Regions from separate parts of the Homo sapiens genome. Here all the other regions are linked to region 3. Evidence: read pairs that join two places in POLR2A ChIA-PET (ENCODE). Cell type or tissue: HepG2. All regions are shown on one strand. Links, peaks and the distances in the headings refer to the core of each region. The heading gives the core; the rest is flanking DNA. Region 1 overlaps TSHZ2 (teashirt zinc finger homeobox 2). Region 2 overlaps ZFP64 (ZFP64 zinc finger protein). Region 3 holds the start of ZNF217-AS1 (ZNF217 antisense RNA 1).

Region 1 (10,035 bases), core at 3,108-8,107, 140 kb before region 3:
TCAATCTCAGCATCACGAGGTCTCAGCATTCTGGGGAGAAAGCAGAGCTGGTGTCCGGCTGTGTCTGGACTCCCCCTGAATCCGCCAGGTGGCCAGTCTCCAGAATGCCTGTCCTTCCACAGAAATGCTATCCCTTTCCGTTCTCCAAGTTTGGAGTCTGAGCCCTTTGAGGAAGGGTCCTCCTTCTTCATCCTGATGTCCCCAGCGTTCGACACAGAGTCCAGTACCAAGCAGGTACTCAAACCACATTAGTGGAGAAAAGCAACCCAGGAACATATGAAAGACACAGCATCTTTTGTGTGGTTCTCAAGCCAGTCTCTAATATCGTTAATGCATTTGATAAGATAAAATCATTACTTACTAGCAAAATGAATAATTAGCCATTTCTCAAAACCTAGTAGGATAGGCAAGAAGGAGGAAGACAGGGAGCTATGTGTACATAAGAGTGATATGTCTAAGTGACTTCTTGAAATACAGAGCCCATTGTCCCCACTCTGCAGTGGAAATCCATCGATTTCCAAATGAGTTGAGGCCATTTCCTGACAGTTGGGAGGAAAGGGGCCAAACCGTTGGGCTCCTATTCGTCTTCAGCATTTTACAATTAAGAGCTGGCCTTGTTTAAAGCCCAACCTGTCATTACTGTTAATATTGAGATCGGACACTTTGATCCGAATGGAACCTGACTGCCTGATACAACCCAAAGTTAAGCTGCTTCCAAACGTATCTTTCACTCTGTATATCATCCTAGCTGGCTGATGTCTGTTTCAACTGAGCAGTGGGGTGATCTCACGATGGTGCAATGGAGAACTGATGTTGCATGAACTTTTCTGCTGTTGTTTCTTTTCCAACTGACAGCTTAGCCCTGCACCCTAGGCCAGCCTATTCTTCTCGTAGAGACGGTCACTGATTCCCTCTCTTCTGATTAGCCTGGGCAATGATTGGGATAATTTAGGACGTGCACTGTTTGATCATCTGTACACTTACAACAAATAAAACATTTTAATATGAGCAGTCACTGCATGTTTACTGTATCATATTGCTGAGAGCTGAACAAATGCCAAACGCTATAACAGAAGGGGGGATGTGAACTCCAGAATGATGACACTAATAAGGAAATTACAAAAGGCCCAACAAATGGCATTTATGTTAAATCAATAATGCTCTGTTTGTTTTTTTTAATTCTAATCTTTCTTCAGAAAAAAAAAATTATCTTTCTAAACAGTTGGCGATTCCTATTCTTGTTCGTCTTCCTGAACATAATTAAAAACATGTTGTGGCGCCTACTTAAGACATCAACTTTCCCAAGGCTGTCTTGTCCACTGTGTTTTAAACAAAGACACTTGTTTTGGCATTGTGCCCTTAATTAATCATTTGAGGCTTTATTGCTGTACCAAAAAAAAAAAGTGTCTTTGTTTAATGATTCATCACAAGCCCAATTTCTGCAGAACTTAATCAAATACAGAACCAACTTTCTAATCAGCTTGAATATTAAAAAAATTGATGTAGTCCTTGTTTTCAGGATGTTGTTTGATAAAAGAAATATTGGTATGTGACACTCTGTTCATATTGGCTTTCTTTCATGGAATTCTTTCATGAAGATGAGATGAACGCTTTGCTTTTGGAGTCGAGAATGGAAGTCCATTGTTGATTGAGAAAATAGAAACTTTGACAGCCCAGTGAATGTCATTTAGCATCTGGGCCTTGCAGAGCTGGGGACAAAGCCTTGAAAAAGGTCTTCAGAATTCACATCTTTGTTTTCTTTTCTTTTTTTTTTTTTTTTTTTTTTTTTTTTTTGAGACGGAGTCTTGTTCCGTCGCCCAGACTGGAGTGCAGTGGCGCTATCTCGGCTCACTGCAAACTCTGCCTCTTGGGTTCAAGAGATTATTCTGTCTCAGCCTCTTGAGTACCTGGGATTACAGGTGCATGCTACCACACCTGGCTAATTTTTGTATTTTTAGTAGAGACAGGGTTTCACCATGTTGGCCAGGCTGGTCTTGAACTCCTGACCTCAGGTGATCCACCCACCTCGGCCTCCCAAAGTGCTAGGATTACAGGCGTAAGCCACCGTGCCTGGTTTTGTCTGCCATTTTTAATGTTCACTCTGAGAATCAGAGGGCGCATCCCAGGATGAAGGTGACTCTGGGACATGCTGACCGCAGCTACCCTCCCTGACTTACCACTTACATAGATCAGGCCATGGGCTCTCCCCTACTTTCACTCAGCCTTCAAACCACCAGCTCCACCAGCTTCCTCATCAAACTTGCTTTCTCCAGGCACATCCCTGAGCAGAATTCACTTAAAAGTTACTGATGTAAGAAAAAACAGAGCAAATCAAGGCACCTGTAAGTTATGCCAAGGCACCTGTAAGTTATGAAAAAGGTCTCAGTACGATAACAAAATCGGTGGAGGAGGAGGCATAGCATTTGAATTAAATCAACTTACAAAACACATAACTCTCTGGGCTTGGCATACATAACAACCTAAGAAGAAGTTTGGGAATTCTGTTATTATCGTCACATTATTATTATTATTATTATTATTATTATTATTATTATTAGCTGTGTTATATTTATGAAAATGTAAAATCCATGGTATTGATCATAAGCACCTTTTTTTTTTTTTTGGCACGGAGTCTCGCTCTGTCACCCAGGTTGGAGTGCAGTGGAACTATCTAGGCTCACTGCAGCCTCTGCCTCCCAAGTTCCAGTGATTCTCCTGCCTCAGCCTTTTGAGTAGCTGGGATTACAGGCATGCACCAGGACGCCTGGGTAACTTTTGTATTTTAGTAGAGATGGTGTTTCACCATTTTGGCCAGGCTGGTCTAGAACTTTTGACCTCATGTGATCCACCTGCCTTGGCCTCCCAAAATGCTGGGATAACAGGCATGAGCCACCATGCCCGGCCATTGGTACCATTTTTAAAGCACTTTAATATGAGCTGTAATTCAATGTTCCCTGGATCCTGCTCCTTCAAGTCAAATATTAGTGCAAATGCCACTTATGAAACACTTTCCTGTTCATAACTGTGAACCATGTTCAGCATTTTGGGGGTATCTTCTTCTATAAGACGGGAAGTGGGGCCTTCATGTCACAGAAGAGTGAGTGGAGGCTACGTTTGACCTGAAGTTTTTCTACAGCTAGGACCATGGCCTTGGCCTCCCTCAACCTTCCTGACATGATGTGGAGTCCCAGGGGCCTCCAGTCTCAACTCATCCCAGACTTGGCATGAACTTATGTAAAGGGAGAAAACTGTGAGCACTTCCCTAAAATCTAAGGGCAGCCTGCGGACTCTGGGTCTCCAAGTGAGCTCCATGTCTTGGCCTGGGGCAATTAGGAAACAGTGGTTAAGAGCAGAGCTTTAGAATCTGACAGACCTGGCCTCAAATCCCAACTCCTACTGTGAGCCCCTAGGACACTTAACATAAGCTCTCTGAACCTGTTTCCTCACCTTAAAAAAAGTAACTTAAGAGTACCTAAGGCTGAGGATGATGGCTCACATCTGTAATCCCAGCACTTCGAGAGGCTAAATTGGGAGGACTGCTCAAGGCCAGGAGTTTGAGACCAACCTGGGCAACATAGTGAGACCTCGTCTCTATAAAAAACTTAAAAATTGGACAGGTAGGTTGGCACGTGCATGTAATCCCAGCTGCATGGGAGGCTGAGGCAAGAGGATATCTTCAGCCTAGGAAGTCAAGGCTGCAGTGAGCTCTGTTCAAGCTACTGCACTTAAGCCAGGATGACAGAGCAAGACCCTGCCTCAAAAAATAAAATAAAATAAAAAAAAGAGTACCTATCTCATAGATGGAATTAAATTAGCCTATTCAAGCAAGAACATTTAACAAAGAGTCCCACACATAATGAGCATTAAATAAATGTTAAAACATGCATACATGTTGAATAGGCATGTTGCCTGAAGGGTGATCAAAGCATCATTTTCTTTCTTTCTTTCTTTCAATTCTGTTCAGAGGGAATAAACATTCCCCTCCCTTGAATAAGACTTCAGGCAACTCATGACTTTTCTGCTCACTCTTAGCAGGGACGAGCCCATGGTCCCATTAAGACTCAGTTCACAGATCCAATTCAGAGTCAGAAAAGTCAGGTTAACACGTCCGGTCCTGCTCTGGGCTGGAGGCACCCAGTGGGAAATTGGAGAAGGGCTCGATTCTTCTCTATGGCTGCTCCTCTGGTCTCCTCCCCAGCCTGCTGACAATAGCTTCAGGATAGTTAGAAAAGGGAATGGGACAAGAAAGGTCCCAGCCCTGGAGCAAGGCTACTGGTTCCCAGCCTGTGTGCTCCAGGAGAATGATCAAAGCTGACCCATTGTTGGTTTTGTTTTTATTGTGGTAAATTACACATAGGATAAAATTTACGCTTTTAACCATTTTTAAGTGTACAGTTCTGTGGCTTTAAGTGAATACAAACTGTTCCACAACCATCACCACCATCCATCTCCAGGGAAACAAGCTAACTCTTGATTTCTGGGCACTCACGGGTTCTGTGGACGGTTCCCTCTGGGCCGCCACTTATGAAGTTCCCTGCTCCGGGCAGAGGCCTCCGTCTCTCAGGGGGTGCACAGTGACTCTCCACGCTGCTTCCAAATGTCAAGGGTCCACCTTCAGCCCCTGACTAAGGGACAGCCTCATTAAACACGCCTCAGCACCACCACCCACAGGCTCTCTCCCCTGCAGGGCCTGTAACAATCACTCCCCACTCCTTCCCTAAACAAACTGTCAGAGGTCAGCTGATCCAAGCAAGCGGATTCCTCCTGAAACCCATGGGAGCAGCTAGAAGCCTTCTGTTTCTGGAAAGACCTCCGATCCCAGTCCTCAGGTTGGAGCTAGGGACCAGGGCTCTCTGGCTCCCTGGCAGGCCTCGACATCTTCTTAACCCACCCCCGGTATTCCTGTCCCAACAATACTCGGGTTTGTCTTGGCTCAGGTTCCCCCAGAAGCCTCCTCTAAAACAAGGATTCCTGATCCCAGGAACCCCCAATAGGGGAGAGCGGAAGAGGGACAGGGAGGGGAAGAGCAGCTGATCATGCACGATGTCATCGTGGGTAACTGGCCCTTGATCCTTTAGAGTTCTGGGAGCAGATGTAGAACATAGTCCTCAGAGAGAGCTGGGGTGTTTACAAACCAACTCCCGCTGATCGGTGGCTGACCGTGGCAAGGCGCGGAAGTGAGGGGGAAGGAGGCCAGGTGGAGGGATTTCACTTTCAGTCACTTTGCTGCAGATGTCTCCGCCAGTGGGCGCTGGCTGCCAGAGAAAGTCCCCAGACAAAGGATGCAGGTGCTGGACTTAGAAATCCTGCAGTGTGGCCAGGTGCGGTGGTGCACGCCTGAATCCCAGCACTTTGCGGGGCCAGCGGGAGATCACGTGAGCTACTAGCTTTGAATCTTAGTTCTACCACTTGCAAGTTGTGTGATGTCGGGGAAGTCGCTTCACTTCCCTGGCTCAGTTTCCCCATCTGATAAATGGGACTACTGAAGTATCTATTTCATATGGTGGGTAGGAGATGACACGAGTTAATATGGGTAAAGCACTTAGAGAATGTTTGACACATAGCAAGGACTACTCCATTGTGAAGTATTTTCCATCCATTGGAATTGCATAAGCACATTTTAGTTTTCTATGCCAGGAGACCCAGTGCAGCCTTTCAAACTAATGAAGGAAATTCTTCTATGCTGATACAGAGCAATTGCAAGAGTTATTACTTAGTGGAAATACCAAGTGTCTATAGTATTCACCTTTGTGTTAAAAATAATATCTACATTATATCCAAAAAAGTTCTTAAAAATAATATTAATATAGCCAGTAATCCCAGTACTTTGGGAGGCCAAGGCAGGAGGATCACTTGAGTCCAAGAGTTGGAGACCAGCCTGGGCAACATGGCAAAACCCCATCTCTACTAAAACTACAAAATTAGCTGAGCATAGTGGCACATGCCTGTAGTCCCAGCTATTTGGACTTGAGCCTGAGAGGTCAAGGCTGCAGTGAGCCAAGATCATGCCACTGCACTTCAGCCTGGGTGACAGAGCAAGACCTTATCTCAAAAAATAAAAATAGAAATAAAATTTAAAAAATTTAAAAAGAATAATATATACATATACACACACTCATGTTTATGTAGAGAACATTTCTGGAAAGATCAGAAATGAGCCCTCGGGTTACAGGGGTACTTTATATTTTTGTAGTGTTTGACTTTTTACTAAGTTCTTGTACTGTTTTTTCCCAGGAAAACTTTTATTTAAAAGAATAAGCCAGTACTGGCTCAACATAGTGGCTCACACCTGTAATCCCAGCACTTTGGGAGGCCAACGCAGAAGGATTGCTTGAGCCCAGGAGTTTGAGACCAGCCTAGACAATATAGCCAGACCCCATCTCTACCAAAAAATAAAAGGATTAGCCAGGCGTGGTGGCACACACATGTAGTTCCAGCTACTCAAGAGGCTGAGGTAGGAGGATCACTTGAGCCCAGGAGTTCAAGGCTACAGGCATGGATGGCATGACTCTTTTGCCAGCAGCCTGCCAGGAGCTAAGATCATACCACTGCACTTCAGCCTGGGCAATAGAGCAAGACCCTATCTCTTAAAAAAAATTTTATTTAATTAAAAAATGAAAAGAACAAGCCAGGACTATTCTCAGTGGTTTAATAGCACTAGACTTAAACCAAGGGCTCACGCAAGCACATTTCCATGTGAATCTTGCTGATTTTCTTGTTAATAAAGCTGCTGAGCTTGGTGAAGTGACCAGAGTGACCAGGCTCCTGAGTGGGCAGACCTGGGTCTGCCGCCTTCCAGCCACGTGACCTAAGATAAGCCATGTCACTGTCTGCACCTCATTCTTTTTTCAGATGGACAAGAACAGCTTCTTCAGGGTTTTTAGAGGATTGATTGAGATAATGTTTGTAAAATGCTGAGGACAGGGCCTGTCATATATAAATAGGGGTTATTATTATACACGGTGGCTGATTTCTAACTGCGAGCTTTACAAAGGTGGCAGCGAATCAAGATAGTCACTATTGTCATTTATGCAAATTAAGAAGACAACACCTAGAAAAGAAAATATCTTTCCCCTCTCTCTTTCATTTGCCTTTAACATACTCCATTATTGAAAACCCTTAAGGCTTCTGTTGAAAACTTACACAATCAACACATTAAAAATCAGCAAAATGCCAGGTTGGCTATTGTCTAAGATTCATCTTTGTAGTCTAATGAATGTCTTAAGAAATGCCAGTGGGAGAAAAAAATTAAATATGCAATGATAAAATGATCAGTACAGATGATTCCAGAGAAGCAGGCACTGTAGCTCCTATCGCTCTGCTCTCCACTGGGGCCCCAGGCCCCTCATTGCCCCCTACAGTCTCTGCTCCTTCCTCTGCTCCCCACCCCTTCTTCCTCTTCCTCCAGGCACCCCATGCACCCCACACACACAGCCTCCTACTCTACAGGCCTCCCACCTAGCACACTCTTACTATCCTAAAACTATTACAGATAATTTACCTACCTGTACTTGCCTATGCAGCTGCCCCCAAATCTGTATAATATCCTAACCCCATAATATAAATAGTAAACAAAAAGAAAGTTTATTATAGTAAAACGTGATGTATGTGTGTATATACATATTATATGTGTGTATATACATATTATATATGTGTGTGCCTGTGTGTATATATGTGTATGCACACATGCATGCTTGTGTACTATAAATGTATGTGTGTGTGTAGATATACACACACACACACACACACACGCACACACAGGCATGACAGTGTTAGGAGACGTAAGAGGAAGTCTAGATTTAAGAAGGTAATATTTAATGTACTGTTATTTCCCCCTTTTCTTTATATTGACATTTTGAAACAAAAGCTAAATAATGCCTGTGTATAGATGTGTGTATATGTACATCCTGGTGAATCCGGTAACTGTCAGGAGGGTCATGGAGCTAGAAAAGAAGGGTTTCAGTGGGGACTAACGCAGTCAGCTCTGCAATTTAGGAGGGTTGCTCTGGCACCCACGTGAAGGGCAGGTGGGTGGTGGAGACGAGTGGAGGCAGAGAGGCCATGTGAGGCCACTGCCATGCTGGGCAACTACAGCAAGGATTAGAGGGAGATGAGAGAGAAAGGCTCACAGTGGGCAGAACACAGACCCCAGAGGGCGATTTGGGTGTTAGGTACAGGTCTTAGCGGTCATCAGGATGAAGGCGGTGGGAAGTGGAGCAACAGAGATCCAAATATGGAAAGAGCACGTGCTGATACCAGAGGCACTGGAAATAATAGCAATATCCGAAAGTCTGCTCACCCTGCGTCATTCCTTCAGACAGTAGTCGGGCTCTATTCACTTGTTAGTTTTCCCACAGGGCTGTGAGCTTGAGAGCTAGTTCTTCGCCCTTTCTAATCTCTGTAGCCTCTACCAGGAAAAAGGGTATCAGCATGCCAGGACCAGTGGGCTAAATCCTACCCAGCACCTGCTATAAAGTTTCAGGGCACAGTCACACCCATCGTTTACATATTGCTGCCTTAACTCTGCAATGGCTTAGTTGAGTACCTGTTACAGAAACCCTATGGCCTGCAGATCCAAAAATGTTTACCATTTGACCTTTTAAGAAACTGCCAACCCCATGATCTCCCATCATGCTGAGAACATAGTAGATGTCCCACAAATATTTACTTAGTGTGTAAATGCAAATCATAACAACAGGACTTCTTTTCGTCACATAGAGAAATAATCCATTGATTCTGTTTTGACTGGCACACCCCTTGGATTGCATCCCCAAATGTGAACCTCTTTTTTCCCAAGTCATTCATTCTCCCATTTGGTTCAATCCTTTGGAGAATTAATTCTTGAAAAAGGCTGATCTCAGGGGAGCCCCTGAAGACAGAAGACTAAAAGTTTTGGAATAGAAAATGTTTTCTCAACCTTGGCACTACTGACATTGTAGGCAGACTTGTTCTCTTGTGGGAGGCTGTCCTGTGCATTGTAGAATGCTGAGCAGCAGTGCTGGCCTGCACCCTCCCTCCTCCCCTGCATGACTCTCAAAGCTGTCTCCTAGGAGCCAAAGACTCCTTCCAGTAGAAAACCATGACTCTAGAGAGAGAAACTGTAGGTAAGAACTAAGCACCATCTTGCAAACATCCCTGAGGATATCTATATACAGACACAGACACACACAGACACACACACACACACACACACACACACACACACACACCATAGTTTTTTTTTTTTATTTGTTTGTTTTGTTTTGAGAAGGGGTCTCGCTCTGTCACCCAGGCTGGAGTGCAGTGGCACAATCTTGGCTTACTGCAACCTCTGCCTCCCAGGTTCAAGCGATTCTCCTGCCGCAGCCTCCCAGGTAGCTGAGAATACAGGTGCATACCATCACTCCCGGCTAATTTTTGTATTTTTAGTAGAGACAGGGTTTCACTATGTTGGCCAGACTGGTCTCCACCTCCTGACCTCAGGTAATCTGCCGGCCTTGGCCTCCCAATGTGCTGGGATTACAGGCATGAACCACTGCACCCGGCTGTTCACCAGCATCATTTTTTAGAATAACGTGATAGGAATTTGCACAGCCTCCCTTCATAACCTATTCTAATCACTCAACTCAGCCTATCAGAAAATTTCTGATGTCTAACCTAATTCCTGCTTGCTGCATTTGCTTCTCTTTTTTTTCTTATCCTATCTTCAACAAAAACTAAAAAATAGGGATGAGCTGGTATAGATGCTTGCCATAATAATCCTCCTTCTATGGCAGTCTCTTTACAAAGAAATCTGGAGAATACATAATAAAAGTAATCACTCATTCAGCAAACACTGAGGACCTCCTCAGCTGGTCCTGCTTTGAGTGCTAGAGACACAGCAAGGAACAAGAGTGAGCAGGGCTCTGAGCTCACAGAGCTACATTCTAGTAAAAGGAGCAAATCATCAAATAAACAAAACAAGATAATAGCACTTATTAATGAGTGTTTGACGCCATAAGAGTGGCTGTGGCTGAGGTTGGAGGGGACCCTTAGCTAGGATGGTAAGGAAAGGTC
Region 2 (10,035 bases), core at 1,797-6,796, 1.4 Mb before region 3:
TAATTGAGTTTAGAAAAAGAGGCAAGATTCCAAAAGAACTGTGGGTATGGCTTTTGGCATATGGATACATAGGAAACTCACACAGTTTTTAAAGACAGCTCTACCAGCAAAACTGTCACCAGCCTTACTAAAACAAAAGGTAAAAGACCTCCAGCTTTTGGTAGACAGGAAGCAAGCTGAGAAAGTTTCTCAAAGGTACATTTTGCAATCTTTTTCAGAAGTAGCTTAGGAAAGTGATGGAAAGGATGTTCCAATGGGCAGGGTTAAGAACCAAAGAGCTGAGCCAAGGCCTAACCAAGAAACATTCCCTAACCCCTGAGTAGGGGGAACCTGTGCCCAGAAGAATTTCAGAAATGCTATGGACCAGGGACTGACAAATGCCTCCCGTTCTTCTATACTACTTTCTTTCTTTTTTAAAATTATACTTTAAGTTCTGGGATACATGTGCAGAACGTGCAGGTTTGTTACACAGGTACACACGTGCCATGGTGGTTTGCTGACCCATCAACCCGTCATCTACATTAGGTATTTCTCCTAATGCTATCCCTCCCCTAGCCTCCCACCCCTTGACAGGCCCCAGTGTGTGATGTTCCCCTCCCTGTGTCCACATGTTCTCATTGTTCAACTCCCACTTATGAGTGAGAACATGTAGTGTTTGGTTTTCTGTTCCTGTGTTAGTTTGCTAAGAATGATGGTTTCCAGCTTCATCCATGTCCCTGCAAAGGACATGAACTCAACCTTTTTTATGGCTGCACAGTATTCCACAGTGTATATGTGCCACATTTTCTTTATCCAGTCTATCATTGATGGGCATTTGGGTTGGTTCCAAGTCTTTGCTATTGTGAATACTGCTGCAATAAACATATGTGTGCATGTGTCTTACACTACTTTCAAATGGTAGAATTATGGTAATTATTTTGGCTTTTTGTTTTACACTGTATATTGGGTGTATCATGACAGACAACTTGTCTTTTATTTCAACCGTCTCTAGATGAAGAGAAACCATATCCAGACCCAAGGGAGATCACGCAATTGTGGTCTTTAAGGCTGATCCTATGATTGGATGAGACTTGTTAATGCATTTTGCCTGTCAGAGAGATGTGAATGACGGTGGGGATAAAGGCGGACTGTGGTTGTTTGCAAAAATGGTCCCAATTCAGCCCAGCGCGGTGGCTAACACCTGTAATCCTAGCACTTTGGGAGGTTGAGGCGGGTGGATTGCCTGAGCTCAGGAGTTCGAGACCAGGCTGGGCAACATGGTGAAATCCCATCTCTACTAAAATACAAAAAATTAGCCAGGCATGGCAGTGTGAGCCTGTAATCCCAGCTACTCAGGAGGCTGAGGCAGGAGAATCACTTGAACCCAGGAGGCAGAGGTTGCAGTGAGCTGAGATCACGCCACTGCACTCCAGCCTGGGCAACAGAGTGAGACTCCATCTCAAAAAAGAAAGAAAGAAAGAAAAAGTCCCAATTCTTCACCTTCCCTGCATCCCCGACCTTTGCCATGTAACACTGTGATGACCTCTCACTGTCAGTGAGCTCAGTCCCGCCCTTGACACCAGGATGAAACATGTGACTTGCTTTAGCCAATGTGATGCTTGACAACTTATAGAAGCAAAGAGTTGAAATGGGCTTACACTGGGGCTTGCTTGCTTGCACCTCTGCCATCCTCATGAGAAGGACAAGCCTGGGTTAGTCCATGGTCCCAGGAGGAAGATGAGAGATGCACAGAACAGAACCAGATTGCCTCAGCCAAGGCCAGTGGACAGCCAGCCAGCCCATGGCCAGCAGATCCCCAGGGAAATCTGAAAGGCACCCAGCCTTCCCCACACATGTGGTTAAGCCAAGCCAAGATCAACAGAGTTGTCCAGTCAACTTCCTGCTGACCTAAAGTATGTTAGCAACAAATGTTTATTATACAACACTGAGATTTCATGGTTGTTACTGCAGCATGACTGAATCATTATCTAACTGATACACCGAAAGAAAAAAGTATGTAATTTATTGAGTTACCTACTCTGCTAATTTTGCTGTATGTTTTTTGGTCAAGCTGTTCCATGCTGAACTAGAGTATGCTTCAAAAATGATTGGAATGCCTAACCATAATGCAGAATTTATCAAAGATACATGGCTTATACGTGTATTTCATTTCATGCATCTCCTCAATTACACACTTTACAACTGAATAAGTTACAAAGTTATAGAAAGAGATATACATATGTATAAAGTTATAAACTTCATGATTTTCCCCTATTTTACTGAGAAAGGCTCTTCAAGGCAGCTGAAAAGCAAAACTGCAAATGGGCCAGGCACGGTGGCTCACGCCTGTAATCCCAGCACTTTGGGAGGCTGAGGTGGGCAGACCACTTGAGGTCAGGAGTTCAAGACCAGCCTGACCAATATGGCAAAACCCCACCTCTACTAAAATTAGAAAAAGTTAGCTGGGTGTGGTACAACATACCTGTAATCCCAGCACTTTGGGAGGCTGAGGTGGACAGACCACTTGAGGTCAATAGTTCAAGACCAGCCTGACCAATATGGCAAAACCCCATCTCTACTAAAAATACAAAAAATTAGCTGGACGTGGTGCAACATGCTTCTTGGGAGGCTGAGGCACAAGAATTGCTTGAGCCTGGGAGGTGGAGGTTGCAGTGAGCTGAGATAGCGCCACTGCACTCCAGCCAGGGCAACAGAGCGAGACAAAACAACAACAACAAAAAAAAACAAAACTGCAAACAACGGGATGAGCAAAGGTTCCAACTCGATTTCTTACATTGTGGCTGAATGCTTTAAGGTGCTTATGATTTATGCCATAGAAAGTGAGGAGCGTAGAGAGCAAATAACAGGCAGGACTCACCCGTGTGGGATCGCAGGTGGACAGTGAGCTGGCTGGAGTTGCGGCTGGCGTAGGGGCAGATCTGGCATTTGAAGGGCCGCTCGTCCGAGTGGATCCTCAGGTGCTTGTTGAGGCTGCTGCTGTCGGCAGCGGCGTAGTCACACGTCTTACACTTGTAGGGCTTCACGCCCGTGTGGCACCGCATGTGAGTTTTCAGCTTGTCTTTCCGGCTAAAGCACTTGCCACAGACTTCACACTTATGGGGTTTGTCTCCTTCAAACACATACACACACAGATGGCAGCAGGAAACAAGATTAAAAAAGGAAAAGGCTTATTTCCCACTGCCTTACGAAAAAAGTCATATACAACCACCGAAGAATATTCCAAAAACCCTAAAACACTGGGTGGATGATTGGCAAAGAGCTAACATCTTGGGAGAGGGGAAGTTTCTTCCATGTTCCTTATTGGTATTACTTGAATTTTTAAAATGATGAATATGAATTTCTTATAAATTTTTTATAAATTAAAAATAGAAGGCAATTAAAATTTTAAAGTATAGGTACGTAAAATAGTAACAGTTTTGTTAATTTTCCCTTGTATTCACTCTCTCCTTTTTCCTTTTCACAACAGAGATGCACCGTAAAATTTAGAATACCTAAGTTTCAGCAGAGTTCATGGCTCACCAGGGAAAGATTACACTTCTCAGCCTCGCCTGCAGCTAGCTGTGATCTGTGACTAAGTTCCTATCAAAGCGATGGCAGAGAAAGTAAAGTGTGTCTCTTTCACAAGAGGAAACGGCTTGCCTTTTACATTTTCTCTTTTCCTGCTTCTAGCCAAGGCATGGGGATAAGGCAGCAGGTGAGGGCAGGTGAGTGAGTCGGTGAGCGCAGGTGAGTGAGCAGGTGAGGGCAGGTGAGTGAGCAGCTGAGGGTGGCATACCTGCAGATGGTGGAGTCATGTAATAGAATGAGGTGGGAGGAACTTAAGTGCCTGGCTGGTCCCTAGGACAGAGCTGCCCACCTGTCCTAGCCTGCCTGCTCACCTCCGGACAGTTACACGGGACAGATACAAATCCCTATCTTGTTTGAGCTGGTGTTTCAGTTTCATTCTTACAGCAGCTTAATCTGAACCTCACTAATGCTATGTCAACTTGACATCTGTGAACTACTGCTAACTTTTTGATGTATATTTTTCCAATCTCTGTGTGTGTATGTTTTTGGTACATAAAAATTCCTGGCTAACATCAATTTAAATACTTCCTTTTTGAATGGCACTGTGCCTTTGAATTACTTTAGTTAATCCTTGCAACAGCTGGAATTAGAACCCAGGACCGTCTTGTGATTGCTTTCTTTTTTTTTTTTTTTTTTTTTGCCAAATACTGCACTGCCTCCCTATTGACTACTTTCTTGCATGTACGGTAATTTCGATCACCTGTTTCATATCATTACATACCCACAACGCGGTTGTTAAGGCTGAAATATTTCACTGTATGGATGTGCATAAATTACTGAACCCATTCCTTACTTGGCCATGAAAAAGAGTAAGTCGATATGACATACTGATGTGAAATGATGTGCAATAGTAAATGAAAAGAAGCAAGTTGCACTGATAGCGTGTATCATATTAACTTAGTAAGACATGGAAAAATTAAATGTGTGTGTTTTTAGACCTGGTCTAGGCATGCAAATATTTCAGAATGAGACATAGAGGTCTATTAGGAGAGCTGACTTTTGGTCATGGAAGGAGGTGGCTGTGAATCAGGATTTTCTTTTTTTTACTTTATATATCAAATATGTATTTTCACCAAATCGTAACTAGCCAAGTGCTAAAATAGCCAAAGCTGATCACTGTCGTCATAAATAAATATTTGGGATTTAAGAATACATCTAAAAGTTTATTAAAGATCAGCATTTTGGCTGGGCACAGTGGCTGTCACCTGTAATTCCAGCACTTTGGGAGGCCGAGGCAGGCAGATCACTTGAGGTCAGGAGTTCGAGACCAGCCTGGCCAACATGGTGAAACCCTGTCTGAACTAAAAATACAAAAATTAGCTGGGCATCGTGGTGGGCACCTGTAATCCCTGCTACTCGGGAGGCTGAGGCAGGAGAATCACTTGAACTCGGAAGGCGGAGGTTGCAGTGTGCTGAGATTGTGCCACTGCGCTACAGCCTGGGTGACAGAGTGAGACTCCATCTCAAAAGGAAAAAAAAAAATTAGCATTTTTATTATTAAACATTTTAGTAGGCTGGGCGCGGTAGCTCACATCTGTAATCCCAGCACTTTGGGAGGCCGAGGCGGGCGGATCATGAGGTCAGGAGATCAAGACCATCGTGGCTAACACAGTGAAATCCTGTCTCTACCAAAAATACAGAAAAACTAGCCGGGCGTGGTGGCAGGCGCCTGTAGTCCCAGCTACTCGGGAGAATGAGGCAGGAGAATGATATGAACCCGGGAGGCAGAGCTTGCAGTGAACCAAGATCGCGCCACTGCACTCCAGCCTGGGTGACAGAGCGAGACTCTGTCTCAAAAAAACAAAACAAAAACAAAAACACAAACAAACAAAAATTTTAGTCATCAAATTTAAAAATCCAGGAACAATAATTTACCAGCATTGTCAGTGGCTCAGTAGTTCCTGCGGTCACTACACTGTGTATTTGCAACACTGGGCAAATGCTGGATGTTGGCAGAGCTCAGTGGTTTTTGGCCAGCTCTGCTGGTAAAGAGCCCTGTTGCTGTGGTTCCCCCAAACCCCAACTCCAGGGGTAATTAAGCATACCCCCACTCTCTGAAGGTAACTAAGGTGAGGATACATTTAAACTTGAAAATGTAGACAGAGACCGCAGAAACTATCCTCCAAACACAAGGTAGGCTAACTGTAGAAGATATTTTCTGCGGATTTGCAGAAATAGACAAAGCTGTGGCCCTCACTTGTACTTTTACAACGCTTTCTCTATCATCATTAATAATTATAGTACTCAGCCAGATGCGGTAGCCCACGCTTGTAATCCCAGCACTTTGGGAGGCCAAGGTGGGTGGATCACCCAACGTCGGGAGTTCGAGACTAGCCTGACCAACATGGAGAAACCTCGTCTCTACTAAAAATACAAAAATTAGCCGGGTGTGTTGGTGCATGCCTGTAATCCCAGCTACTCAGGAGGCTGAGGCAGGAGAATCGCTTGAACCTGGGAGGCAGAAGTTGCGGTGAGCCAAGATTGAACCATTGCACTCCAGCCTGGGCAACAAGAGCGAAACTCCGTCTCAAAAAAACAAAAACCAAAACAAAACAAAAATTATAGTACTTTATTCTTTCAATAATAAATATGCTATGGCTTGATGGATGAAACTTCAATATATGAAACCCACATGGAGAGTTTAATTGCTTATTACACTAGAACGCTTACCAATCAATACTTGAAACTTAATATTTGGATAATTAGAACAAATCCAGATAGCATGACACTGTGAGGCTGATTAGATATGATGGTGACCCCAGTGCAATAAGGCACTTATTGGTTATGGCCAAGGAATGTAAGAAATAACTGTTGGTTACTCATCTTCCAAAGGCTGAGGCTAAATAGCAGGCTTTGGGCAATTAGCGAAGCCAAAGCCAAAACTCCCTGCATCTTATACACATTTATACTTTTAAAATTTAAATCTGTACTATTTGAATACAAGCATATAACACTTGTTAAAAAAAAGTCTGAAGGCAATTCCTTTTCCATGCAGAAAATCTGGGAAACATAAAAATAATATATTAAAGAAAAATAAAATCACCAGAAATCATCACTTTTTTCTTTTCCCATGCATTGATCTTTCTCTCTTCTTTTAAAACAAGTATTTATTAAATTCTCCTTTCTAAATTACAAAAATAACACACACTCACTGTATTCAGTGATATAACATAAAGATACATAAAATGAAAGTTTTGGCCAGGTGCAGTGGCTCACACCTGTAAACCTAGCACTTTGGGAAGGCAAGGTGGGTGGATCGCTTGAGTCCAGGCATTCGAGACCAGCCTGGGCAACATGGTGAGACCCCACTCTCTACAAAAAATACACAACATTAGCCAGGTGTGGTGGCGTCTGCCTGTAGTCCCAGGTATTCTGGAGGCTGAGGTGGGCGGGTCGAGTGCCACCGCACTCCAGCCTGGGCGACAGAGTGAGACCCTGTCTCAAAATATAAAAGAAAAAGACAAAAAAAGAGACAGTTTCTTTTCTCTCCCCTTATTCCTCTCTTTACTAATCATTACACACACACATATGAACTCGTAGGGTCATCTCCTCAAAATGAGAATATGTGCGTTCAAATTTTAATTAATTTTGGCAGAATCATTTTCAAAATGGCTGTAACAGTTCACATTCCCACTTAGCTAAGTTTGCTCACATCCTCTCCAGAGCTGGATTTTATTATGTTAAAGATTTTTCTGCCAAAGTCATGTGTACAAATGGCACCTTATTTTTTAAAATCTGGACTTGTATTCCCATAACAGCCAGTGACGTTTGGAGTGGTATCATTCGTCTGACCTATGTGGATCCCCATCTCCTAGCACAGAGCAGGTGTTGAGGGCATATGCGCTAAAGAAATGCTACTTACCCGTGTGAATTTTTAAATGCCGCTCCATGTCCTTCATGCCATAAGCAGTCTTGAATTGGCAACCTAAAAAAAAAAAGGAAAGATTAATTACAAAGGAAAACTTAGTAACTTTTAGCATGGAGAAAACTGGTAGAAACATCCTTAACCAAGTGACAAGAGTTAACACCACGGTAATGGGAAAAAGAGATCTCATGTGCCTTCATATGTGATGACCGGGAAAAACACACCGTCATTTTGTGGTTCCTGCCAAAACTGCATAACCTGAATCTGATCATAAGGAAACATCAAATAAACCCAAACTGAGGCCCTTTTGACAAAAATCACTGGCCTATACTTTTCAAAAATGTCAAGCTTATGAAAGATAAATGCTTAACTGTTCTTGATTAGAGGAAATGAAAGACATAAAATCTAAATGCAATTAGTGATCACTGGTTGGAGCCTGGATCAGAGGGGAAAAATGTCATTCTTTTGATATTGGTAGAAAGGACATCGGTGGGACACTTGATGACGAAATCTGACTAAGGTCAGTAGGTTAGATAATAGTTCCTATAAATGTTAATTTTCTGATCTTGATGATTGTCCTGTGGTTATTTAAAAGAATATTCTGGTTTTTAGGAAATACACACTGAAGTATTTAGGAATAAAGGGGCATCACATTGTCAGCAACTTTCAAATGGTTTGGGGAAAACTATACTTGTATATATATTTGTATATATACAAAGAATGACAAAGCAAATATAATAAAATGGTAACATTTGGGGAATCTAGATGAAGGGCATACAGGGATTTTTTTGGTACAATTTTTGCAACTTTTCTGTACATCTGAAATTATTTCTGAATAAATTAAAACCAAAGTAAGGAAAGAAAATTCTTACTGGATATCTTCCTAAGCTATAGCATAGGAAAAAAATTTATAGCAACCTGAAATTTTCACGAGTTCCACTTCAAAGGCCTATGGCTAGAAAAGTCTTAGAACCCAGAGGCAGAATGACCACAGACAGTGGGAGATAGGTTGTATGTGCTGATGTAAATGCCAGGGGGCTCTGATTTTTATGCCAGGTAGTTTGGAACACATCCATGAGCAGTTGTCAGGAACTCATGAGGAGGAGCCCTGGAGCCTGGTTAAATATCACACCCTCTACACAAGTAGGACATAATGCTGCCTTTACCTGGATAGCAACAGTTAAGCCTTTTCTGAGCAGGTGGTGTTGTGGGCTTTTTGGTGCGTGACTTGGCAGGGAGAGAGATGACAGTGGCTGTCTGGTTTTCATTACTTTCCGTGGGCAGGTAAGTTTGATAGCCATGTTCAAAAACAAATTCTGGAGCTGAAACTAAAAGATATGGTGATTATTAATTTTCTTAATATAAATGCCCGCTAGCTATGGTGTCTGCCTACTTTCCTTTGTAGAGAGAATGCATGTACTAGTTTGCTTTCCCAGCCTCCCTTGCGGCTTCACAGTGATCATGTGACCCAGTTCTAGCTAATGAGACACTAGAGAGCATCCGCTGGGAGACTTCTGCAAAAGACTTTCCTCCCTGATTTAAAATAGCATGGGGGGGCAGGGTGGGCAGGGCAGATGGTAAAAGAAGCAGTTGAGAAAAGCTCATCTTGCTGCCCTGGCTGCCCTACTTCCTGTCTTTGTATATGCTGGAGTGATGATGTGATGCCTGGATCTGTGGCAGCCATTCTGTAACCATAAGGGTAAACATGGAAATCAGATGCTGAGTCAGAGCTCTGAAGCCACCCAAATCTATACTTTTTTCTTTTTTTTTTTTCTGAGATAGGGTTTCATTTTGTCACCCAGGCTGGAGTGCAGTGGCATGATCACAGCTCACTGCAGCCTTGACCTTCCAGGCTGGAGCAATCCTCCCACCTTAGCCTCACAAGCAGCTGGGACTATAGGCATGCACCACCATGCCCGGCTAATTTTTGTATTTTTTGTAAAGACTGGGGTCTCGCCATGCTGCGCGGGCTGGTCTCAAACTCCTGAGCTCAAGTGATCTACCTGTCTCTGCCTCCCACATTGTTAACTACCATGCCTGCCCTAGACTTCTTAAATAAACAAGAAATGTCCCTATAATTTATGTCCCTATAATTTATGCCAGGTAAGATTTCTGTTAACTGCAGCCAAATGCATTAAGTGCTTTCATAAGCTATATGACAAAATCCTAATGAAACACCAAAAAGGAACGATAGAAGGGATTTGGGGCAAAATTAGTCTAATTAACATTCTTCTCAGCATAAGTATTTCCCCCCCTCAAAAAATTCCTTGTACTCTTACTGAGGTTCTGAAGCAAAAAGAAAAAAAAAATAGCAAAACACAGACTAAATATAAAATATAATTGTAGGCTGGGCGCTGTGGCTCACAGCTGTAATCCTAGCAGTTTGGGAGGCTGAGGCAGGTGGATCACCTGCGGTCAGGAGTTCGAGACTAGCCTGGTCAACATGGTGAAACCCCATCTCTACTAAAAATACAAAAATTAGCTGGGCATGGTGGCGGGCACCTGAAATCTCAGCTACTCTGGAGGCTGAGGCAAGAGAATTGCTTGAACCTGGGAGGCGGGGGTTGCAGTGAGCCAAGATCGTGCTGTTACACTCCAGCCTG
Region 3 (10,035 bases), core at 2,822-7,821:
AGTTATTCTTTCTTTGTTATCTTGATTTCCTTAAGAATTTTTCTCAAACCAAAAGAATTAACACCTTTAAAACAATGCCTTCCAACACTGATCTTTATGCAAGTCTCAATGAAGTTTTCACTGATTTGTTTTTCATGAGGGTTTTTTTTTTTTTTCAATTTAAAGGACAGTCCTTCAGTCTTCAATTATGTTTTTCCAACTGTCTTGGTTTCTCTTTTGTGAAATGATAGTGAGAGTAAATGCCAGTTGGATTTTTTGAATACCCTTTCTTACCTGGCAAAATCAAAACTTGGTATCCTTACAACGGCATCAGTTTTTTTCAACATTACTGGTTAATGAATTCCAAAACTCTGGGAGCTCTGGCTGTCCACCCAAATTAAAGGTTTTCCTGGACGCTTACTTTCATCTGCCGCTGTTGTTGTTGTTGTTGTTGTTGTGTTGTTTTGTTGTTGAGACACGTTCTCAGTTTGCTACCCAGGCTAGAGTGCAGTGGCCCCATCACAGCTCACTGCAGCCTCAACCTCCCAGACGCCAGCAATCCTCCCACCTCAGCTTCCCAAGTAGCTGGGACCACAGATGCATGCCACTGCATCTGGCTAATTTTTCATTTTTTGTAGAGATAGGGTCTTGCTCTGTCGCCCAGACTGGTCTCAAACTCCTTGTTTCAAGCAATCCTCCTGCCTTGGCCTGCCAAAGTGTTGGGATTGTATGCGTTAGCCACCAAGCCTGGCTTCATCTGCTTTTCAAGTAAGCATGTCATGCAATTGCCTACCCTACCAAAAAAAAAAAAAAAACAGTTCTTTGGAGGCTAAGCAGTGCCCTTTCCTTTGGGTCATCATCTGTGTGTGACAACATAAGTACCGGGGGAATCAACTTAAGATCTTATGGGGCAGCTCCAGATGCAATTGTCCTGTAGACAGGAATGTATGCAGGGAGCCCTTGCTTTCCAGCTTAACAGGTCAGAATCCTCACTGTGACAGTATGAGCCAATGGCTGGTCTGGTTTACATTTGTTTACCCGGAGTTCTACAGTTGCTGATTAATTTCCTAAGGTTGGCCTAGAAATCCAGTAGCTGGTTTATTTTAGTTTCTCTTGCAGCCTTTGTTTCCAAGTTGCAACCAATTGCTATTCTTAGCTAATACTTCCCTCGTGTGGACAGAAGCTGCAATACCAGTGCCTGGGAGAAAAACCTTTTCCTCTGATCCATTTGAAGTCCTCTCTCTAACGGGCTGCCTTTAATAAAACTAAAAGCTGTCTCTACCTGCGTCTGGGTTCTGAGTGCTGTAGAGAGAGAAGGTAACCCAACTGAGTAGAGACTGCTCTAGGTTGTGAGTGCAAATCGAGGCTTCACTGCTGGGATGACGCCCCCTCAGGCCTCAGTTTCCTAATAAATAGAACAGGCCAGGCACGGTGGCTCATGCCTGGAATCCCAACACTTTGGGAGGCCGAGGCGGCAGATCACGAGGTCAGGAGATCGAGACCATCCTGGCTAACACAGTGAAACCCCATCTGTACTAAAAATACAAAAAATTAGCTGGGCGTGGTGGCGGGCACCTGTAGTCCCAGCTACTCGGGAGGCTGAGGAAGGAGGATGGCGTGAACCCAGGAGGCAGAGCTTGCAGTGAGCGGAGATCGTGCCACTGCACTCCAGCCTGGGCGACACAGTGAGACTCTGTCTCAAATAAATTAATTAATTAATTAATTAATTAATAAAATAAAATAGAACAGTAGCCTTCACACACTAGGTATAAGATAGAAAAGTTAAAAGGAAAATACAGCATATTCTCCTAGGCATAAATTAAAATTCAATAAACATTCACTATAACTCAGTTCTTGTAGAAATTTAATTATATGCCCAGAATTTATGTCACATATATAACAAAGTTTCAAACGTATTCAAATGTTACAGTTAATAAGATACAAAGCCATTCACTAGACCAATAAATGTCTTGGTAGTCTTTGTTATTAAGGGTTGCCTCAACTAATATCATCCATTCATTTATTCAAAATATATTTATTCAGGCCGGACATGGTGGCTCATGCCTGGAATCCCAGCACTTTAGAAAGCCAAGGCAGAAGGATCACTTGAGCCCAGGAATTTAAAACCAGCCTGAACAACATGGCATTACCCTATCTATACCAAAAAATACAAAAATTAGCCAGGCATGGTGGTACATGCCTGTAGTCTCAGCTACTCGGGATGCTGAGGTGGAAGGATCACTTGAGCCCAGAGGGTGGAGGCTGCAGTGAGCCGAGGCTGCACCATTGCACTCCACACTGGGCAACAGAATGAGACCCTGTCTCAGAAACGAAACAAAAAACAAAACAAAACAAAACAAAAAACCCAAAATATATTTATTTAGATGTATTCACTGAAGACTTAGCCAGGCATGATGGCTCACACTTGTTATCCAGCACCTTGGGAGGCCGAAGAGGAGGATTACTTGAGGCCAGGAGTTTGACACCAGCCTGAGCAACATAATGAGACTTTGTTCCTACAAAGAAATTCAAAAATTAGCTGGGTATGGTGGCACGTGCCTATAATCCCAGCTACTCAGAGGGCTGAGATAGGAGGATCCCTTGAGTCTGGAAGTTTGAGGTTTCAGTGAGCTACGATTGGGACACTACACTCCAGCCTGTGCAACAGAGCAAGACCATCTTTAAAAAAAAACAAACAAACAAAGCAAGTACTATTATTTAGACTAAAAGTCTAGGAAAGAGTATCACACTAATATGGGGTCTTAATATTGCAAAGTAAAAGAAAAAAGGAGCAGGGTGACCCACGTGAGCAAGCAGTTCCACTCCTAGTTATACACTCAAAGAACTTAAAAAGGACATTCAGACAAAAACTTGTCCAGCAATGTTCACAGCAGCATTACTCACAATAGCCAAAAGATGAAGACCATCCAATGTCCGTACTGATGAATGGATAAACAAAATGTGGCCTGCATTAGGCTGTTCTTACATTACTATAAAGAAATACCTGGCCAGGCGCGGTGGCTCACGCCTGTAATCCCAACACTCTGGGAGGCCAAGGTGGGCGGATCACGAGGTCAGGAGTCCGAGACCAGCCTGACCAACACAGTGAAACCCCGTCTCTACTAAAAATACAAAAATTAGCCAGGCATGGTGGCGGGCGCCTGTAATCCCAGCTACTTAGGAAGCTGAAGCAGAAGAATCGTGTGAACCTGGGAGGCGGAGGTTGCAGTGAGCCGAGATGGTGCCACTGAACTCCAGCCTGGGGACAGAGTGAGACTCCGTCTCAGAAAAAAAAAAAGAAAGAAAGAAATACCTGAGACTGAGACTGGGTAATTTATAAAGAAGAGAGGTTTATTGACTCACGGTTCTGCAGGCTGTACAGGAAGCATAGCAGCTTCTACTTCCAGGGAGGCCTCAGGAAACCTACAACCATGGTAGAAAGCAAAGCGGGAGAGAAGCGTCTCAAATGGCGGGAGCAGGAGCAAGAGTTGGGTGGGGGTGCTACACACTCTTAAACAACTATATCTCATGAGAACTCACTATCATGAGAACAACACAAGAAGATGGTGCTAAACCATTCATGAGGATCCACCCCCATGATCCTGTCACCTCCCACCAGGCCCCACCTCCAACACGGAGGATTACAAGTGAACATGATATTTGGGTGGGGACACAGATCCAAACCATATGTTGGTCTATCCACATCACGGAATATTATTCAGCTATAAAAAGGCATGAAACACTGATCCATGCTCCACCATGAGTAAGCCTCAAAAACATTATGCTAAGTCCCAGCTGGGCTCAGTGGCTCACGTCTGTAATCCCAACTTTGGGAGGCCTAGGTGGGAGGATCACTTGACCCCAGGAGTTCCCGACCAGCCTGAGCAACATAGTAAGACCTTCTTGTCTCCTCAAAAAATAAAAATAAAAAAAATTACCCGAGTATTGTGCTGAACACCTGGGGCCCCAGCTACTCAGGAGGCTGAGGCAGGCAGGAGGATCACCTGAGCCCAGGAGGTCGGAGCTGCAGTGAGCTGCGATTGCGCCACTGCCCTCCAGCCTGGGTGACAGAGCAAGACCCTGTCTCGAAAAAAAAAAAAAAAGTTACACTAAGGGCAAGAAACCAGACACAAAAACCACATAATTCCAGTCATATGGAATGCCCAGAATAGGTAAATCCATACAGACAGAAGCTAGATTAGTGGTTGCCAGAGGCTAGGGGAGGGAAGGATGGCGGGTGGTGGCCTAACTGGGCTTCCTTTTGAGACAATGGAAATATTTTGAAACTTGATAATAGAGGTGGTGGTTGCACAACGTTGTCAGTGTACTAACAGCTATTGAATTGTACACTTTAATATAGTTTTTCTTTTTGAATTTTTTTCTTCTTTTTACATATATTTTGTTTATTGGCCTCCAGCTTTGCATAATGTGGTATATTTTATGTTTTGTAAATTTTACCTCAATATAAATAAACATATACATTTTCAAAACATTTTTAAATGTGTGTGATGTTCTGATGAAGAAAACTCAGGCCCTCGAGCCCAGCAGTCTGTTTCCAGTCCCAACTCAGCCATGTGCCAGCTTTTGTGTGTGTGTGTGTGTGTGTGTGTGTGTGTGTGTGTGTGTCATGGAGTTTCTCTCTTATCGCCCAGGCTGGAGTGCAATGCAGCAATCTTGGCTCACTGCAACCTCCGTCTCCCGGGTTCAAGCAATTCTCCTGCCTCAGCCTCCCGAGCAGCTGGGATTACAGGCATGCACCACCACACCTGGCTAATTTTGTATTTTTAGTAGAAACCTCAGGTGATCTGCTCACCTCGGCCTCCCAAAGTGCTAGGATTACAGGCATGAGCCACTGCGCCCAGCCCATGCGCCAGCTTTATAACCTTGAACATGTTCCTTAACCACTCAAAGGCTCAGTTTCCTCACCTGAAAAAGGAAGGATATGTAGTTCCTTTTCTTTTGGTTTTGTTTAGTTTTGTTTGAGACAGGGATCTCATGCCGTTGGCCAGGCTGGAATGCAGTGGTGCGATCACAGCTCACTGCAACCTTGAACTCCTGGGCTCAAGCAATCCTCCCACCTCAGCCTCCAGAGTAGCTGAGACTACAGGCACATGCCACCAGACCTGGTTAATTTTTAAACTTTTTGTAGAGATGAGGTCTCACTACGTTTTCCAGGCTGGTCTCAAACTCCTGGGCTCAAGCAGTTCTCCCGCTTCGGCCTCCCAAAGCTCTGGGATTACATATAGTTCCTTTCCATGAGTTTGTTGTGAAGATTAAACAACACATTTATCACAATTAAGATAGCATCAGGATCAGAGTGAGGGTTTTGTAGCAAAGTTTTTGTTTGGTTTTGTTTTGTTATTTGGAATCAATGGAGCAAAAGCAAACACACACACACACACACACACACACACACACAAACACACACAGAGCCTTTGAAGTGAGACACGCGTTTGAATTTTGGCTCTGCCACCTACAACCTGGACCACATTGGGTAAAGCTGTTTAGACTCTCGAATCCTCAGTTTCCCAGCTCCTTAAGTACAGGATCTCATCTGACCTTCCTCATTAATACTGAATGACTTCAATTTAAGCAACGCCTGCATATATGACTGCTCACTAAAATATTATCTGTTGAGGCTGGCGTGGTGGCTCACTCCTGTAATCCCAGCACTTTGAGAGGCCCAGGCAGGCGGATCACTTGAGGCCAGGAGTTCAAGACCAGCCTGGCCAACATGGTGAAACTCCGTCTCTACTAAAAATACAAAAATTACCCAGGCATGGTGGTGCACACTTGTAATCCCAGCTACTCAGGAGGCTGAGGCAGGAGAATTGCTTGAACCCGGGAGGCAGAGGTTGTAGTGAGCTGAGATTGCGCCACTGCACTCCAGCCTAGGCGACAGAGCGAGACTCCATCTCAAAATTAAAAAAAAAAAAAATCATTGAAATGATAAAATAGAATCTTAACTTTTCCAGTTATTTTACAGGTTATGATAATCAAACATGTGACAACATTAAGCACCCTGGTAGAGGCAAGATTTGCCAGGCGGCTCTCACATACCCCTGCCTCCCACAATACTACCCCCGCCTCCCATGATATGATGAGATGACAAGGCACTTTACCTCTGCATTATACTCCACAAAACCCGTAATCCCAGACAATCATGAGAAAACATCAGACAAACCCAGATCAGCAGACATTCTACAAAACACCGAGTCCTTCCCAACACTGTCCACGGAATGAAAAACAAGGAAAATCTAAGAAATGGTCACAGACGAGAGAAGACTACAAGAGGCATGATGACTGAATGCAAGGTAGGATCCTGGGACAGAAAAAAAATCCCACCACTAATGGGAAAACTAGGGAATTCTAAATAAAGTAACATACCAGTGTTAATTTCTTAGTGTTGACAGATGCATTGTGCTTATGTAAGATGGTAGCACTAGGGCCAGCTGGGTGCAGGGTTGGAACTTGGGTTCGAATTCAGGAACTCTCTGCAATCTCTTTACAACTGTTCTGTGAATATAAAATTATTCCAGGCTGGGCGAGGTGGCTCAAGCCTGTAATCCCAGCACTTTGGGAGGCCAAGGGCAGGAGGATCACTTAAGGTCAGGGATTCGACACAAGCCCAGCCAACATGGTGAAACCCTGTCTCTACTAAAAGTGCAAAACTTAGCCAGGTGTGGTGGCGCCTGTAGTCCCATCTACTTGGGAGGCTGAGGCATGAGAATGGCTTGAACCTGGGAGGCGGAGGTTGCAGTGAGCCAAGATCACACCACTGCACTCCAGCCTGGGTGACAGAGCAAGACTAAAACTTAAAAAAAAAAAAATCCCAAAATAAAAAAGTTTTTTTAAAAAAGTGTGTGTATAGGCTGTGTGCAGTGGCTCACGCCTATAATCCCAGCACTTTGGGAGGCTGAGGCAGGAGGATCACAAGGTCAGGAGTTCAATACCAGCCTGGCCAACATGGTGAAACCCCGTCTCTACTAAAAATACAAAAATTAGCCAGGCATGGTGGCGGGTGCCTGTAATCCCAGCTACTTGGGAAGCTGAGACAGGAGAATTGCTTGAACCCGGGAGGCAGAGGTTGCAGTGAGCCGAGATTGTGCCACTGCACTCCAGCCTAGGCGACAGACTCCATCTCGGGGTGATGGGGGCAGTGGAGGGGGGGGAGTGGGTAGTGTGTGTGTAAAAACATTTTGTGAGCTATAAAATGTAGCCGAGGTGACCTTCCTGTGGCTTCCTGGTCCTCTAATGACCTCTGGCCTGTTGCCACCTCTGCAGCCTGCCAGTCCGATTTGCCTAAAACTAATTCACTGAATAATCAAATATCAAATGATCATTTCACTGACTTTTCCAATTGTGTTTTTAACAGCTTTTTTAAAAGCAAGAATATTTTAACAGCTTTAACAGAAAAGTACAATTTTGATTGCTGATTATGAAATGCAATTGTCTGAATAGTAGCTAACCGAAGCTGATATGCTGTCTGAGAAGCTGCTGGAAGAATCCTGAACATGCTAGAAAGTTGGCAAAATTGAAATCAATACAAACTAAAACGTTCCCTTATGAAGTGTTACTTTTTCCAATCAAAATTCCAACTTTTTTTATTTTTTTCAGACGTAGTTTCGCTCTTGTTGCCCAGGCTGGAGTGCAATGGCCCAGTCTCAGCTCACTGCAACCTCCACCTCCGAGGTTGAAGCGATTCTCCTGCCTCAGCCTCCTGAGTAGCTGGGATTACAGGCACCCGCCACCATGCCTGGCTAATTTTTGTATTTTTAGTAGAGACGGGGTTTTAGCATGTTGGTCAGCCTGGTCTCGAACTCCTCACCTCAGGCAATCCGCCTGCCTCGAACACCCAAAGTGCTGGGATTACAGGCATGAGCCACTGCGCCCAGCCTCCAACATTCTTTATACAGTAGGGTAGGTTTAGCTATTCATGTTCTTCAAAAGCTCTTTTTTTTTTTTTTTTTTTTTTTTGACAGAGTCTTGCTTTGTCGCCAGGCTGGAGTACAGTGGCGTGATCTCGTCTCACTGCAACCTCCGCCTCCCGGTTTCAAGTGATTCTCCTGCCTCCACCTCCTGAGTAGCTGGGACTACAGGCACCTGCCACTATACCCAGCTAATTTTTGTATTTTTAGTAGAGACAGGGTTTCACCATGTTGGCCACGATGGTCTCGATCTCTTGACCTCGTGATCTGCCCGCCTTAGCCTCCCAAAGTGCTGGGATTACAGGCGTGAGCCACCACACCCAGCCTTCAAATGTTTTTGAATAACGTGTTCTATTTTATTTATTAGGCAAATTTTAGTTCATTTTTGTCAATTTCACCAATGGCCTATCAGCCTTGTTTTTGTTTTTCTAAAAATGAATATTTTAATTAAGTTTAATTTACATAATTTTATTTACTACGCTATTTCTCCAGCTCCTACGATGTACTGGGCAGAATGTCATGTGCTTGGCAGAGAGTTATGAACTATGAACCAAACCGAAGTCATCCTTGACCTCCAGGAGTTTGTGGTGTGCCAAGGGCTGAGGGCAAATAAACTGATGCTCACAGCCCTGCAAGTAACAGGAAAGTGGGAGTGCTTCGGGATCAGGCAGGAGAGGAGGCCCTACATGTGGGGGCAGCCACAGCTAAGAAAGAACAGCCAGCTGAGATCTGAAAAATGAATAGAAGTTTTTTTTGTTGTTTTTTTTTTTTTTGAGATGGAGTCTCATTTTGTCGGGCATCACTTGAGGTCAGGAGTCTGAAACCAGCCTGGCCAACATGGTGAAACCCCATCTCTACTAAAAATACAAAAATTAGCCAGGCGTGGTGGCACATGCCTGTGATCTCAGCTGCTCGGGAAGCTGAGACAGGAGAATCTCTTGAACCCGGGAGGCGGAGGTTGCAGTGAGCCAAGATCACGCCACTGCACTCCAGCCTGGGTGACAGAATGAAACTCAGTCTCAAAAAAAAAAAAAGAAAACTCAAAGCCCATCATTGTTTGAACCCACAAGATGCAAGTCTAATTTCAACAAGGAGGGGACCAGGCCACCCTGAAATAAGATTTTTAGAGCCTTTCTAATGTGGAATTCACATTATTGCAAATTTGGTACATACTGTGGAACTCTAACAAGCCTCTAATTCACAACTTCAGATTTGCACAATTCAGATTTGCAGAAAATAAGACCTCACTGTGTCAGCTAAAGTCCAAACAGACCAAATGCTACTTCTCAAGGTCTTTCAGCTTCTCAACTCCAGGTGTCTTTTGTATCGTAGATGAAAGGAGGCCATTGGGCTGGTTACGACTTATGACTACTTGCTTTATATTAAGGATCAGCAAAAATCAGTAAGAGTCACTAGAGGGTTTCACTCTTTTTTTTTTTTTTGAGACAGAGGTTCACTCTTGTTGCCCAGGCTGGAGTGCAATGGCATGATCTCAGCTCACTGTAGCCTCTGCCTCCCGGGTTTAAGAAATTCTCCTGCCTCAGCCTCCAGAGTGGCTGGGATTACAGGCGCCCACCACCACACTCGGCTAATTTTTGTATTTTTAGTAGAGACGGGTTTTCACCATGTTGGTCAGGCTGGTCTCAAACTCCTGACCTCAGGTTATCTGCCCACCTCGGTCTCCCAAAGTGCTGGGATTCCAGGTATGAGCCCCCGCGCCCAGCCAGGGTTTCACTTTTCAACGTGTGCTGCACTCACCTGATCACCTTCAACTCTAACTGATAGTATCAAGGACAAATCAATAAAAGTTCAACCAAAAGGTTGTCTGGCCATTGATTTTTAATGTTGCATGTTCACTTCCGGTCAATGAAATGGTAGATCTTGTCATTCTGCGACTTTGCACTCTTCATTGTCTTTTTTTTTTTTTTTTAAACAGGGTCTCACTCTGCTGTCCAAGCTGGAGTGTGGTGGTGCCATCATGACTCACTGCAGCCTTGGCCTCCCAGGCTCAAGCGATCCTCCTGCCTCGGCCTCCAGAGTCTCTGGGACTACAGGCATGTGCCAGCACCCCTGGCTAACTTTTTTGGTATTTTTTGTAGACACAGGGTCTCACTATGTTGCTTAGGCT

Evidence for each region. ChIA-PET counts read pairs that join two places held together with the same protein. Peaks named below come from ENCODE experiments on the same cell type or tissue, not always from the same donor. Only the 100,000 strongest peaks of a DNase experiment are listed, where the experiment ranks them.
Region 1: POLR2A ChIA-PET joins it to region 3 with 6 read pairs; 3 of 35 experiments call an interaction of 5 or more read pairs at or near these places.
Region 2: POLR2A ChIA-PET joins it to region 3 with 5 read pairs; 2 of 35 experiments call an interaction of 5 or more read pairs at or near these places.

Annotation. Positions count from the first base shown.
Region 1 is chr20:53,408,071-53,418,105 of GRCh38, forward strand. The region is part of intron 2 of TSHZ2 (teashirt zinc finger homeobox 2); the gene reads left to right. Among named protein-coding and RNA genes, the nearest start is that of TSHZ2-AS1, 91 kb to the right of the region's middle. RefSeq lists silencers at 1-175, 5,121-5,170. In HepG2, for the core only: a CTCF peak has its summit at 5,255; a DNase peak (open chromatin) is centred at 5,271.
Region 2 is chr20:52,157,266-52,167,300 of GRCh38, forward strand. ZFP64 (ZFP64 zinc finger protein) reads right to left here. Exons shown (of 6, transcript NM_018197.3): 3 at 8,599-8,760; 4 at 7,430-7,492; 5 at 2,858-3,109. Among named protein-coding and RNA genes, the nearest start is that of ZFP64, 29 kb to the right of the region's middle. In HepG2, for the core only: no CTCF peak of the experiment used is centred there; no DNase peak of the experiment used is centred there.
Region 3 is chr20:53,546,795-53,556,829 of GRCh38, forward strand. ZNF217-AS1 (ZNF217 antisense RNA 1) reads left to right here and starts at 5,976. Exons shown (of 6, transcript NR_110051.1): 1 at 5,976-6,293; 2 at 9,844-9,961. In HepG2, for the core only: no CTCF peak of the experiment used is centred there; DNase peaks (open chromatin) are centred at 4,217, 5,107 and 5,387; H3K4me3 peaks cover 1,145 bases.